2 separate regions of the Homo sapiens genome follow, and region 2 is linked to region 1. The links are chromatin contacts, found by POLR2A ChIA-PET in ENCODE. All regions are on one chromosome and are shown on one strand. The core of a region is the stretch at or near the end of the contact, and the rest is flanking DNA. Distances in the headings are between cores, read along the strand shown.

Evidence for each region. ChIA-PET counts read pairs that join two places held with the same protein, here RNA polymerase II (POLR2A).
Region 2: POLR2A ChIA-PET joins it to region 1 with 12 read pairs in naive thymus-derived CD4-positive, alpha-beta T cell. The contact joins the promoter of FANCG here to the enhancer-like site in region 1. POLR2A ChIA-PET finds 5 or more read pairs at or near these places in 2 of 52 experiments (K562 and naive thymus-derived CD4-positive, alpha-beta T cell).

Annotation. Positions count from the first base shown.
Region 1 is chr9:34,500,886-34,506,612 of GRCh38, reverse strand. It overlaps DNAI1 (dynein axonemal intermediate chain 1), which reads right to left. Exons shown (of 20, transcript NM_012144.4): 12 at 5,432-5,475. Among named protein-coding and RNA genes, the nearest start is that of ENHO, 19 kb to the left of the region's middle. Within about 2 kb of position 4,477, at least 5 of the 41 ENCODE cell types and tissues checked have a DNase peak (open chromatin) inside an H3K27ac peak, as active enhancers do.
Region 2 is chr9:35,078,692-35,085,614 of GRCh38, reverse strand. It overlaps FANCG (FA complementation group G), which reads left to right and starts at 5,673. Exons shown (of 14, transcript NM_004629.2): 1 at 5,673-6,174; 2 at 6,374-6,464; 3 at 6,879-6,923. The coding sequence starts at 6,091. RefSeq lists enhancers at 4,221-4,827, 6,044-6,651 and a silencer at 5,803-5,968.

The DNA of each region.
Region 1 (5,727 bases), core at 3,228-5,727:
TGGGCGGCTGAGGTTGGAGGATCCAACTGCCCTGCCTGGAGAAGCCCCCTCACCCCTACCCCACTAGGTGGGCAAGCCCTGCCCTGCTCTGCATCTGTCAGAGTGTGGGATTCCTCTCTGGGATTCATCTTTTCCATCTGTGAAGTGGAATTATGAGATGTGACCTTTCCCTTCTCAGAGATCATGGAAAGATCCAACAACCAATCAAGGTGACCAGGTTTATTCTCCTAATTCTCCCCAAGGTGCAGGAAAGGGGGATGCTGGCTCAAAGAGCTGCTAAGTGAAGAAGGTGTGTGAGCTTGGGAAGGAGCAGAACCCTCAGAGGGGGTTTGGATGCCCAGCCAAGGGCAGGCAGCTTTCCATAGATGCCTGGATAATGCCCATGTACCCCTCCCCCCAGCTAAATATGGGCTAAGCTTGAACTAACATCGAATTGTCTACAGTGAGTCCCAAACTAGCCACCTATGAGCATATCCCCACAGTCCCAGGTTCAGCCTGAGCCCTAGATCTAGGCATGCTCCCCAAACCCAGAAGTCCCAGGCCAGCCAGTCAGGCTTCCACAGGCCCACTTGACCTGGGCACAGCTTTTGGCAATCAACAATGGACCACTCAGCAGAGGCCCTTCTCCCCACCAGCCCCATGTCAAGGGAGTGCCTCCCACTCTTTCTTTCATTTTCTGTGTACTTGGCGCCCATCCTGATATGTAGTCATGAACATAGTCCCAGCCCTTCCGCCACCAGCTCGGTCCTCCCAGCCTCCTCACCAAGCTCAGGGGAGCCGAAGCTGGAGAGGTGGAAGGCTAGTGCAGCCCCTACCTGGGGGCACTCTGCTAAAGCAGAGGGCATGTAGGGGCATCAGGCCAGGTCAGTGGACAGGAGGAAGTAGATGCCACGCTACAGAGACAAGGATACCAGGCCAGCCACTGACAGCAGGCTTCCTCTCTTACTGTGCTGTCCTAAATGAGTCTAGCCCAGGACTGGCTCCAAGACAGCAGCTGTTTAATGACTCCCTTATTAAGTCATGCAAGAGGCACTTGGAGGGGGTGTGTGGTAGGCAGAATAAGGCCCCCCTGCAAAGATGTCCATATCCTAATCCCCTGAGCCTGTAAATATGTCACTTTTCATGGCAAGAGGGATTCTGCAGATTTGATTAAGTGAAAGACATTGAGATGGAGGAGATTATCCTGGATTATCTGGGTAGACTCAATGTAATCACAAGGGTTCTTATAAGGGAAAGAGGGAGGCAGGAGAGTCAGGGAAGGAGATGTAACCATAGAAGCAGATGTCAGAATGATTCGATTGCTTGCTGGAAGGGGACCACAAGCCATGGAATGTGGGCAGCCTGTAGAAATTGGAAAGGGGAGGGAAAGGGCTGCTCCCCTGGAGCCTCAAGAGGGAATGCAGCCCTGTTACCACCTGGTTTTGGTTCCGTGAAACCTATTTTGGACTTCTGACCTCCAGAACTATATGATAATTTTGTGTTATTTTAAGCCATTAAATTTGTGGTAGTTTATTCCAGCAGCAACGGGAAACTAATATAGTAGACATTTAGGGAAAATTGACCCAAACGTACTTTAGGAATCAGAGAGAGAGGCTCCCATAGATGGCACTTTTTTTTTTCTGGGATGGTTTGGAAGCCGTCCCTCTAGAAGTCAGCTGGATGGATGCAATGCTCCTCCGCCCTTCTGATGACAATAATGAAACCCTCTCTCCATTTCCCATACCTCAGCCTTGCCACCTTCGACTCCAGGAACAAAAATTCCCCTTGTGTTAGGACGTTCACAGTTTCCAAAGGCAGGGGACTAGCCCAAGGCTGCTCTAAAGAAGGTTATCAGTTGCTAGAGGGTTCAAAACCTCAAGCATGGCCCAGAGGCCATGGTGCCGAGCTGGGCTCAGCCTCTCCAGCAGCTGGGCTTTTCCAGGCACTCTCGTTCGATTAGAAGTCATATTTAAACAGTGTGGAAATAAGAGCAAGGCCTTAGAGACAGAATACATCAAGCGGGACATTTAATTTGATTTAGGGAAAATGAGGCAAACATTTGAGAACCTAAATAACTAACCAGTAATTAAACTAACAACAGGAATGCCCTTGCATTACAACCCAGCAAGCACAGTGGCCTTTAAGGACTGTATTTACAAAGAGACCTGACAACATAATTAGTCTTGTAAATTTTACGCAGCCCGCAGCCGAGGAGTGATGGATTTTGTGTGTGGAGGATGAATGAGAAGAAATGAGGTGGATGAATTTCCATTTCCAGTAAATGAAATTAACACTGCTTAATTAGTGAAGCTGACAAACAAATGATCAGGAAAGATTTAAATCCCTAAAAGTGTATCTCTGGCCTGGGCAGGCCCAGGGACAGGCCAGGATGTGGTGGGACAGAGTGGGAAGGGATTTAGAGCTGGGACTCAGAGCCTGACATTGGCCCCTTTTGAGGGTGCTGTCCCCAGACAGAGGCTGGGCTGGGGAACAGCTGGCTCCCCTGCTCTTCCAATACATGGCGCTCTGGGAAGCTTCTTGCCCCATCTCCTGTGTGATAGCCTCAGGACCACACAGAGCATCCTGATCTGTTCCACCATCCATGCCTGGAAGACCATGAGAAGTCCCTGTTTCCCTGCTATGAATTGGCTAATGGGCTGGAAAGGACCCCTTCAGTACAGCCGGCTGACATCATTGCATCCCAGCAGTCCCAAGGCCATCTCTTCTTGGGCTAGTTCCTTTTCTTCTAACCTTCCTCCACCTGCTTTATACCTACTGACAGCCTCTTTCTCTACTCTGCTGGGAACATGTAGCCTGGCCCTAGGGGGATCCCAATCTTTGCCCTTTAAGCAGCCTATTGTGCTCACTAGCTGGTACCCAGCAGCTATAGAAGGGAAGCAGGTAGGGATGTTTCTGTGCTGTTGCAGGCAATTGCCCAGATTTCCTTTTCTCTACCTGCTTGTTCCTGGCTGGCTCCAACCAACCTGGCCTGTCCCAGAAATGAGGGAATGGCTACAGTCCTTCCTAGGGTACATACCTACCCCTGCCAAAGTTTTATTTGGCTGAGTCACAGAATAAATATCTGGGAATACCATAAAAAGGAGGTTTATGAGGTCTAGACTCAGCTCACCAGAGTCAAATCCAACTACAAACCCAAATTCTCACTCCAGTGTTTGTCCTCATGAGGCAAAAGCTGATTATGGGAGGGTGGTATCTGGGAGCTTCCAAAGACAGTGTGATGGATGCTGGTGAGACCAGCTGCTCCTCATAGTGACCCCATCCAGCAGCTAGGGTGCCTTCTGTCTGCCCCAGCTTCGCCCTCTTTCTCCCATGGAGGCACTCAAGAGCATGGGACTCCCAGAGGCAAGCTCAGGATGGATGCAGGGGCCTTCCTGAGTCTCAGCCAGCCTGGTTCTATTCAGGCCTCTGCAGGTGGTTCTGAGATATGCAAGGCTCTGGAGAATAGATGCTCATCTGAAAGCCGGCCAACAACCCCAGAGCCAGTGACAACAAAAGCAAATACCACTGCTGCTGCCACTGGGCCCTGCTCCCTAGGAGACTACCTCTGTCTCCACACCCCCCTTCTCTGCTCGGGCTCCCTGAGGGTACTGCAGGAAAGCTACGAGAAAGAATGACAGACAAATCAGCAATGATTGTCCGTTATGTGTAGGTGGTTCCTCCGCTTGCAGCATGTTTACTTCTTCTCTCTCAAGCGTACCTCACAATAGCCCTGGAATGGAGGCCTGGCAGGTTGTCAGCCTTTCCATGTCACCAACGAAGAAACCAAGGCTCAGAGAGGCTTCTGGCCCCAGGTGTCACTGGAAAGTGACACCCCCACCCCCAGGACTGTAGCTGACGACGGGTACCACTCAGGCACGTGGATGTAGCTAACAGCATCAAGGAAGGACAAAGAGACCGTTCTCAGGTAAGTGCCTGCCCAAAGGACATTGCTGGGCTTGTCAGGCTCAAGGTCTTCTGCTGGTGGGAGGTGACCTACTCTACTGCTCCTGCCCAAGGCTGCCCAGCCCTCCAGCCCCCACGACAGCCTCCACATGACCCCGACCAGCTGAGCCTGCTTCCGAACCTGGGTGCGGGGAGAATAGCGCTAAAACTGAAGCAGTTTCCCCTCCCACCTTCTGAGGAGCAACCCCTACACCCCTGCTTCAGACCTGGGCAGAGAGCCTGGGTTGAGAGTAGCCTCACAGGGGGGTCCACACCCACTCCTGGGAGGGCCTGCCCAACCCAACCCCCAGGCCCTGTTCCAGGCCCAGTAGCTGCAGCAGAGGGGGAGGAATGTGCTAGTTCCCTGCCAGAGGGGGAGGGCACTTCCCACTTGGCAGCAGCCCACCCTCAGGAGTGGGGACACAAAGCAGGCATTTAGGGCATCCTCAAAGGCGGCCCAGACCACAAGACTGGGAGTAGCTCCAAGGTCTCCTCCCTGAGAGGAATGACAAACACCCACTGCCCCTCCCCACCCTGGTCAAAGAATGGGTGGACAGGCAGTCTGAGGGGCAGTGACTGGGAGCTTGTATGCCTGCCAGCCAGCAGCAGCTTGGAGAATGGAAAGGTTTTTGTGTTTGCAGAAGCTGATCCTCCCAGCCAGAGAACAAGCTGTTAGCACTGGGGAGCGAGACTACTGTGAAGTGTAGGGCCCTCTCCCGTTGGGAAGGGGGAATGTCCAGGCCAGCACAGCGCTAGGGGCTTCTTCTGGGACCAAGTAACATGAAGGGAAAGCAAATCGCCTGGACACAGTTTCCATTGTGCTGCCTTCCTGCCTTGGGTGGGTAACTGGCAGGGGCGGGCACACTCTGGATAGCAGTGGGCTCCGAAGGTTCAGGGGATCCCATCCCCCATGCCCCCACCCACCCGGTCAGGAAGGCCTGAGGAGGAGGCAGGAAGGGGGGGTCTCCATCCCTACTCCACAGTGTGGTTAAGGTCCTGCCATCTCTCCTTGGGATGCCCGCATCAGTCTCCTAACTGGTTTCCTTGCCTCCAGTCTCAGGCCTGCAATGCCTGCAATTCCTCCCTGCACTGGTCATGTCCCTGTCCTTGAATTCCTTCAGTGGTTTCCCCTCAGGAGAAGATCCAAGCTTTTTGGAATGGCTTACCAGGCCCTTTGAGGGCTGACCCTGGCCCCCCCAGCAGCTTCATATTCTGCCATATTCCTCATGCCTCCAAGCCTTTGCATATGCAGGTCCCTCTGCCAGAAGTGTTTTCCCCTCTTTCTTCACCAGAATAACTCCTTCAAGGTTCCATTGACACATTCAGCTTAGAATATTCCTTCACCCAGCACTAATTGCCAGTAGGATTGTGGGTCTTCCCCATTAGACTGTGAGCCCCCTGCGGGCAGTCATCTTTGTATTTCTTACAACTGGCAAAGAGTTCTGCACAGAGTAGGTACTTAGTGTTTGCTGTTTACATGAGCAAATAAATGAATAGTCAGATCACTTACAAGAGCCATATCCCACTGCAAACAGATCCCTGTACTTTGGATTCCTGCAAAAAAAAATATGAATCCATTGGCATAGGAAATGAACATGGCCCTCCTGTGGACAAGGGCCTTCCCATTGGCACTGGTGCCTAAATATACTACAGACATCTGTTCTCCAGCTTAGGCCCTCACCACTTGGGAGTCCTGGGGGTGGTCTTGTGATCCCATAAGAATCCAAGTTCCATATTTTTCTATACTGTCACATGTCATACTCAAGGTGGTTAAGTGCAGAAGGGGGTACTGGGGGTTTGGGATGT
Region 2 (6,923 bases), core at 4,424-6,923, 580 kb before region 1:
GGCCAAATAATACTCTATTGCATGGATATACCACATTTTGTTTATCCATTCATCCATTGATAGCCATTTGGATTTACACATTTTGGTTATTATGTAATGCTGCTATAAACATTTGTGTATAAGTTTTTGTTTGGACATATGTTTTAATTTCTCTTGAGTGTATACCTAGCTGTACACTGAGCAACTGCTGGGTCATAAGGTAACTCTGTTTAATCTTTTAAGGAACTGCCAGTTTGTTTTCCAAAGTTGCTGTATCGTTTTACAGTCTTACCAGAAGTATATATGGGTAACGATTTCTCCACATCCATGTCAACACTTGTTGTCATCTGTCTTTGATTCTAACCATCCTAGTGGGTGTGAAGTAATATCTCATTGTGGTTTTGGTGTGCATTTCCTTAATGATTAATGATGCTGAGCTGAGCATCTTTTCTTGTGCTTACTGGAGAAATGTCCCTTCAGATTCTTTGACTATTTTTAATTGGATTATTGTTATTATTATTATTTTTGGACCAGGGTCTTGCTCTGTCACCCAGGCTATAATGCAGTGGCGTGATCATGGCTCACTGAAGCCACAGCTTCCTGGGTTCAAGCAGTCCTCCTGTCTCAGCTTCCTGAGTAACTGGGACTACAGGTGTGCACCACCATGGCCGACTAATTTTTTATTTTATTGTAGAGACAGGGCCCCACTATGTTGCCTAGGCTGGTCTTGAACTCCTGGGCTCAGGCAATCCTCCTGCTTCAGCCTCCCAAAGTGCTGGGATTACAGGTGTAAGCCACTGTGCCTGGCTAGCATTCTTTTTACATGCTAGATACAGGTCCCTGAACAGATATATGATATGATATGATATATGATTTACAAATGATATATGACTTACAAATATTTTCTCCACTCTGTGGGTTGTCTTTTCATTTTCTTGATAATATCCTTTAATGCACAAACATTCTTTTTTTTTTTTTTTTTTTTGAGACGGAGTCTTGCTCTGTCGCCAGGCTGGAGTACAGTGGCACTATCTCGGCTCACTGCAACCTCCGCCTCCTGGGTTCAAGTGATTCTCCTGCCTCAGCCTCCTGAGTAGCTGGGACTACAGGCGTGCATCACCACGCCCAGCTAATTTTTGTATTTTTAGTAGAGACGGGGTTTCACCATGTTGGACAGGATGGTCTCAATCTCTTGACCTTATGATCCGCCCGCCTTGGCCTCCCAAAGTGCTGGGATTACAGGCATGAGCCACCGCGCCTGGCCTACACAAAAATTCTTAATTTTGAGAAAGTCCAGTTCATCCTGTTTTTTTCTTTCATTGCTTATGCTTTTGGTGTCATATGAAATAAATTATTGCAAAATGCCACAACTTAATTTTAGAACATTTCTATCATCCCCCCAAAATTCCCTACATTGACTCCCTAATCCTACCCCAGGCCAATGATCTGTTTTCGGTCTTTTATTTATTTATTTATTTATTTATTTATTTATTTATTTATTTATTTAGAGATGGAGTTTCACTCTGTTGCCCAGGCCGGAGTGCAGTGGCGTGATCTCTGCTCACTGCAGCCTCTGCCTCCTGGGTTCAAGTGGTTCTCCTGCCTCAGCCTCCCAAGTAGCTGGGACTATAGGCATGTGCCACCACGTCCGGCGAGATGGGGTTTCACTATGTTAGCCAGGCTGGTCTCCTGCCCTCTGGTGATCCGCCCACCTCAGTCCCCCAAAGTGCTGGGATTACAGGCATGAGCCTGGCCTGTTTTCAATCTTTTTTTTTTTTTTTTTTTTTTTTTTGAGACAGTCTTGCTCTGTCGCCCAGGCTGGAGTGCAGTGGCGCGATCTCGGCTCACTGCAACCTCAGCCTCCTGGGTTCAAGGGATTCTACTGCCTCGGCCTCCCGAGTAGCTGGGATTACAGGTGTGCACCACGACGCCTGGCTAATTTTTGTATTTTTAGTAGAGACGGGGTTTCACCATGTTGGCCAGGATGGTCTCAATCTCTTGACCTCGTGATCCGCCCACCTTGGCCTCCCAAAGAGCTAGGATTACAGGCATGAGCCACTGTACCCAGCCTGTTTTCAATCTTTATAAGTTTGTAATCCTAGCACTTTGGAAGGCCGAGGCCAGTGGATTGCCTGAGCTCAGGAGTTCGAGACCAGCCTGGGCAACATGGTGAAACCCCGTCTCTACTAAAATACAAAAAAGTTAGCTGGGCGTGGTGGTGTGCACCTGTAATCCCAGTTACTCGGGAGGCTGAGGTAGGAGAATTGCTTGAACCCAGGAGGCGGAGGTTGCAGTGAGCCGAGATTGCGCCACTGCACTCCAGCCCGGGCAACAGAGCGAGACTCCGTCTCAAAAAAAAAAAAGTTTGTTGGTGCACTCTTTTGCCCCTTTTCATTGCTAAATCATTGGCTTTGACCAACTGATGGACATTTTGATTGTTTTCAGTTTTTAGCTATTATGAACATTTTTAGCTACTATGAGTATTTGCAACAAATCTCAGTGTGGACGTATGTTTTCATTTCTCTTGGGAGTATTCTTTGGAGTGGAATTGCTGAGTCTTATGGTAAATTTGTGATTGACTTTTTTTTCTTTTTTTTTTTTTGAGATGGAGTCTTGCTCTGTCACCCAGGCTGGAGTGCAGTGGCGGGGTCTTGGCTCACTGCAAGCTCCACTTCCTGGGTTCACGCCATTCTCCTGCCTCAGCCTCTTGAGTAGCTGGGACTACAGGTGCCCGCCACCACGCCTGGCTAATTTTTTGTATTTTTAGTAGAGACGGGGTTTCACTGTGTTAGCCAGGATGGTCTCGATCTACTGACATCGTGATTCACCTGCCTTGGCCTCCCAAAGTGCTGGGATTACAGGAATAAGCCACTGCGCCCGGCCTATGATTAACTTTTTAAGAAACTGCCAAACTTTTCTGAAGTGAGTGTACTATTTTATATTCCCACCAGCAGTGTATGAGGGTTCCTCATACACATCCTCACCAACACTTGGTATAATCTGTTTTTATTGTAGTCATTTTATGTATGTATGTGTATAGTGTTTTTATTTTTATTTATTTATTTTTGAGACAGAGTCTCACTCTGTCACCCAGGCTGGAGTGCAGTGGCATGGTCTCAGCTCACTGCAACCTCCGTTTCCCAGGTTCAAGTGATTGTCATGCCTCAGCCTCCTGAGTAGCTGGGATTACAGGTGTCTGCCACCATGCCCAGCTAATTTTTGTATTTGCAGTAGAGACAGGGTTTTGCCCTGTTGGCTTGGCTGGTCTCAAACTCCTGGCCTCAAGTGATCCACCTGCCTCAGCCTCCCAAAGTGCTGGGATTAAAGGTGTGAGCCACCACGCCCGGCTGTGTGAAGCGTTTTTTTATTTTTTGAGACGAAGTCTCGCTGTGTCACCTAGGCTAGAGTTCAGTGGCAGGATCTCGGCTCACTGCAACCTCCACCTTCCGGGTTCAAGCCATTCTCCCACCTCAGCTTCCCAGGTAGCTGGGATTACAGGCATGCACCACCATGCCTGCCTAATTTTTGTATTTTTAGTAGAGACGAGGTTTCACCAAGTTGGCCATGCTGGTCTTGAACTCCTGACCTCAAGTGATCCATCCACCTCAGCCTCCCAAAGTGCTGGGATTACAGGCATAACATGGCCCGGCCCTGGCCATGTTTTTAACTGTGTTTCTCTAATAGCTAATAATGCCGAGCATCTTTTTATGTGTTTCTTAGCCATTAGTAGATCTTTTTTGGTAAAATGTCTTTTTTTTTTTTTTTGGTCCATCTTAAAATTGTTTTTTGTTTTGTTTTGAGACAGGGTCTCACTTTGTTGCCCACGCTGGAGTGCAGTGGCTCAATCATGGCTCACTGCAGCTTCGACATCCCTGAGCTCAGGTGATCCTCCCACCTAAGTTTCCCGAGTAGATGGGACTACAGGTGTGTGCCACCATGCCCAGCTAATTTTTGTATTTTTTTTGTAGAGGTGGGGTTTTGCTATGTTGCCCAGGCAGGTCTTAAACTTCTGAGGCTCAAATGATCCTCCCACCTCAGCCTCCCAAAGTGCTGGGATAACAGGCATGAACCACCACACCCAGCTAAGATTGTTTTTAAAAATCTTTTTCTTGAGTTTTGGGAGTTTTTATGTGTTAGGGATACCAGTCCCTTATGAGGTATATAATTAGCAAGTAGTTTCTCCCACTCTGTGACTGTGACCTTTCTTTTTTTGAGGCAGGGTCTCACTCTGTTACTCAGGCTGGAGGGCAGTGGTGTGATCATGGCTCACTGCAACCTGGAACTCCTAGGCTCAAGGGCTCCTCCCACCTCAGCCTCCCAAGTAGCTGGGTCTACAGGTGTGTTATTGTGCCAGGGTTAATGTTTTAAATTTTTTGTAGAGATAATGTCTCTACAAAAGACACCATCTTTGTTGCCTAGGCTGGTCTTGAACTCCTGGCTTCAGGGAATCCTCCAGCCTCAGCCTCCCAAAGTGCTGGGATTACAGCATGAGCCACATCCAGCCTATGATTTTTCTTCTTTTCTTTTCTTTTCTTTTCTTTTTTTTTTGAGATGGAGTCTCGCTGTTGCGCAGGCTGGAGTGCAGTGGGGCGATCTCGGCTCACTGCAGGCTCTGGCCCGCGGGGTTCACGCCTTTCTCCTGCCTCAGCCTCCCGAGTAGCTGGGACTACAGGCGCCCGCCACATCGCCCGGCTAATTTTTTGTATTTTTAGTAGAGACGGGGTTTCACCGTGTTAGCCATGATGGTCTCGATCTCCTGACCTCGTGATCCGCCCGCCTCGGTCTCCCAAAGTGCTGGGATCACAGGCGTGAGCCACGGCGCCCGGCCCCAGCGTATGACTTCTTAATGATGTCTTTGTAGTACAAGAGTTTTTAATTTTAATAAAGTTAACTTTTTTTTAAATTGTACAAGCTTTTAGTGCTGTGTCTAACAACTTGTTGCCAAACCCAAGGTCATAAAGCTGTTCTCTTACGTTTTCTTTTTTTTTTTTTTTTGAGACGGAGTCTCACTCTGTCACCCAGGCTGGAGTGCAATGGCACGATGTCGGCTCACTGCAACCTCCGCCACCCGGGTTCAAGCGATTCTTCCGCCTCAGCCTCCGGGGTAGCTGGGATTACAGGCGCACGACACCACGCCCTGCTAATTTTTGTATTTTTGTAGAGAAGGTTTCACCATGTTAGTTAGGCTGCTTTACGTTTTCTTTTAGAAGTTTTATATTTTTGGCTCTTATATTTAGTTTGTGATCCATTGAGTTGATTTTATGTACGTATGTATGGTCGCGTTCTTTTCTTTCCTGTCTTTTTTTTTTTTTTTTTTTGCATATGGATATTCAATTCTCCTAGCTCCATTTAATTTGAAATGATTGGGCAGGTACTTTTGAGCAGTGCAAGTACAGAGCGGCACTGCCAGCAGACTACACGCGGTAGAAAGCCGACCTTGGTGAGCGTGTTGGTGCTCGACAGTGAGCAGAGAAAGGATGGACGATTACGGAGCGCCCTCGTCTCCAGTTACCGCTTTCTGGAAACACCATCCGCCGGGGCGGAGCTGTTCCGCCCCGGTGCGGTACTACGACTCCCAGCATGCACCTCGCAGTCGGCCCTCGGTGGAAGCGGGAACCCAGGAGGACCTGGGGGTGTGGCAGCGAGGAAGGGCCGAGCCACGGACTGTGGGGCCGAAACTCGCTCCCGCCCACCCTTTCTCGAGGCTGTGGCCTCCGCGAGAGCCGAGCGGGCCGCACCGCCGGCCGTGCGACTGCCCCAGTCAGACACGACCCCGGCTTCTAGCCCGCCTAAGCCTGTTTGGGGTTGCTGACTCGTTTCCTCCCCGAGTTTCCCGCGGGAACTAACTCTTCAAGAGGACCAACCGCAGCCCAGAGCTTCGCAGACCCGGCCAACCAGAGGCGAGGTTGAGAGCCCGGCGGGCCGCGGGGAGAGAGCGTCCCATCTGTCCTGGAAAGCCTGGGCGGGTGGATTGGGACCCCGAGAGAAGCAGGGGAGCTCGGCGGGGTGCAGAAGTGCCCAGGCCCCTCCCCGCTGGGGTTGGGAGCTTGGGCAGGCCAGCTTCACCCTTCCTAAGTCCGCTTCTGGTCTCCGGGCCCAGCCTCGGCCACCATGTCCCGCCAGACCACCTCTGTGGGCTCCAGCTGCCTGGACCTGTGGAGGGAAAAGAATGACCGGCTCGTTCGACAGGCCAAGGTAACACGGTTGCTGGCACCCTCGGTTTGCAGCCTCAAGATCCCTGAAAGCGGGTTTGCAGTGGATTTACCCCAACCGATGGGGAGGGACTGAGCTTGACCAAAGAGCCAGAAATGACTGGAGAATGCATCCCTTGCCACTGCTGCAAGGGGAGAAAAAAGGATTGATCCTCAGTGACAACCCCTCCCTCATGTGGCAGGTGGCTCAGAACTCCGGTCTGACTCTGAGGCGACAGCAGTTGGCTCAGGATGCACTGGAAGGGCTCAGAGGGCTCCTCCATAGTCTGCAAGGTAGGCGGGTCCTCCCCAGGATGGTCAGTTCCCCTCTTCCATAGCCAGAGAAACATCCGCTCCTGCGTTTTTGGGATCGATATAATTACTCGGGGCAGGGAGTCCTGTTTAAGGCACAGAGGAGACTGGAGTGGAATCATCTTTGTACAGGCAAATCCCTCTCTTCCTTACACACTCACAGAGTGGCATTTGAAAAATGGTTTCCAAGATGGTCTGATCTGGATAACTTTTTTGCCCTTTCCAGACTCTCTGTCCAAAGGTTGGGTTCTTTTTTTAAATCCTTAGCTAATTGGCTGGAGGGTGGGTTCTTTATTGTAGCTGTTTTGGTTGGAGTGGGGTGATCTCTGAGTTGGGATTTTATTTGGAGGATCTTCCATGGGGGAGCAGTCTGTAAGACCAACATTGTTGCTCCAGGGCTCCCTGCAGCTGTTCCTGTTCTTCCCTTGGAGCTGACTGTCA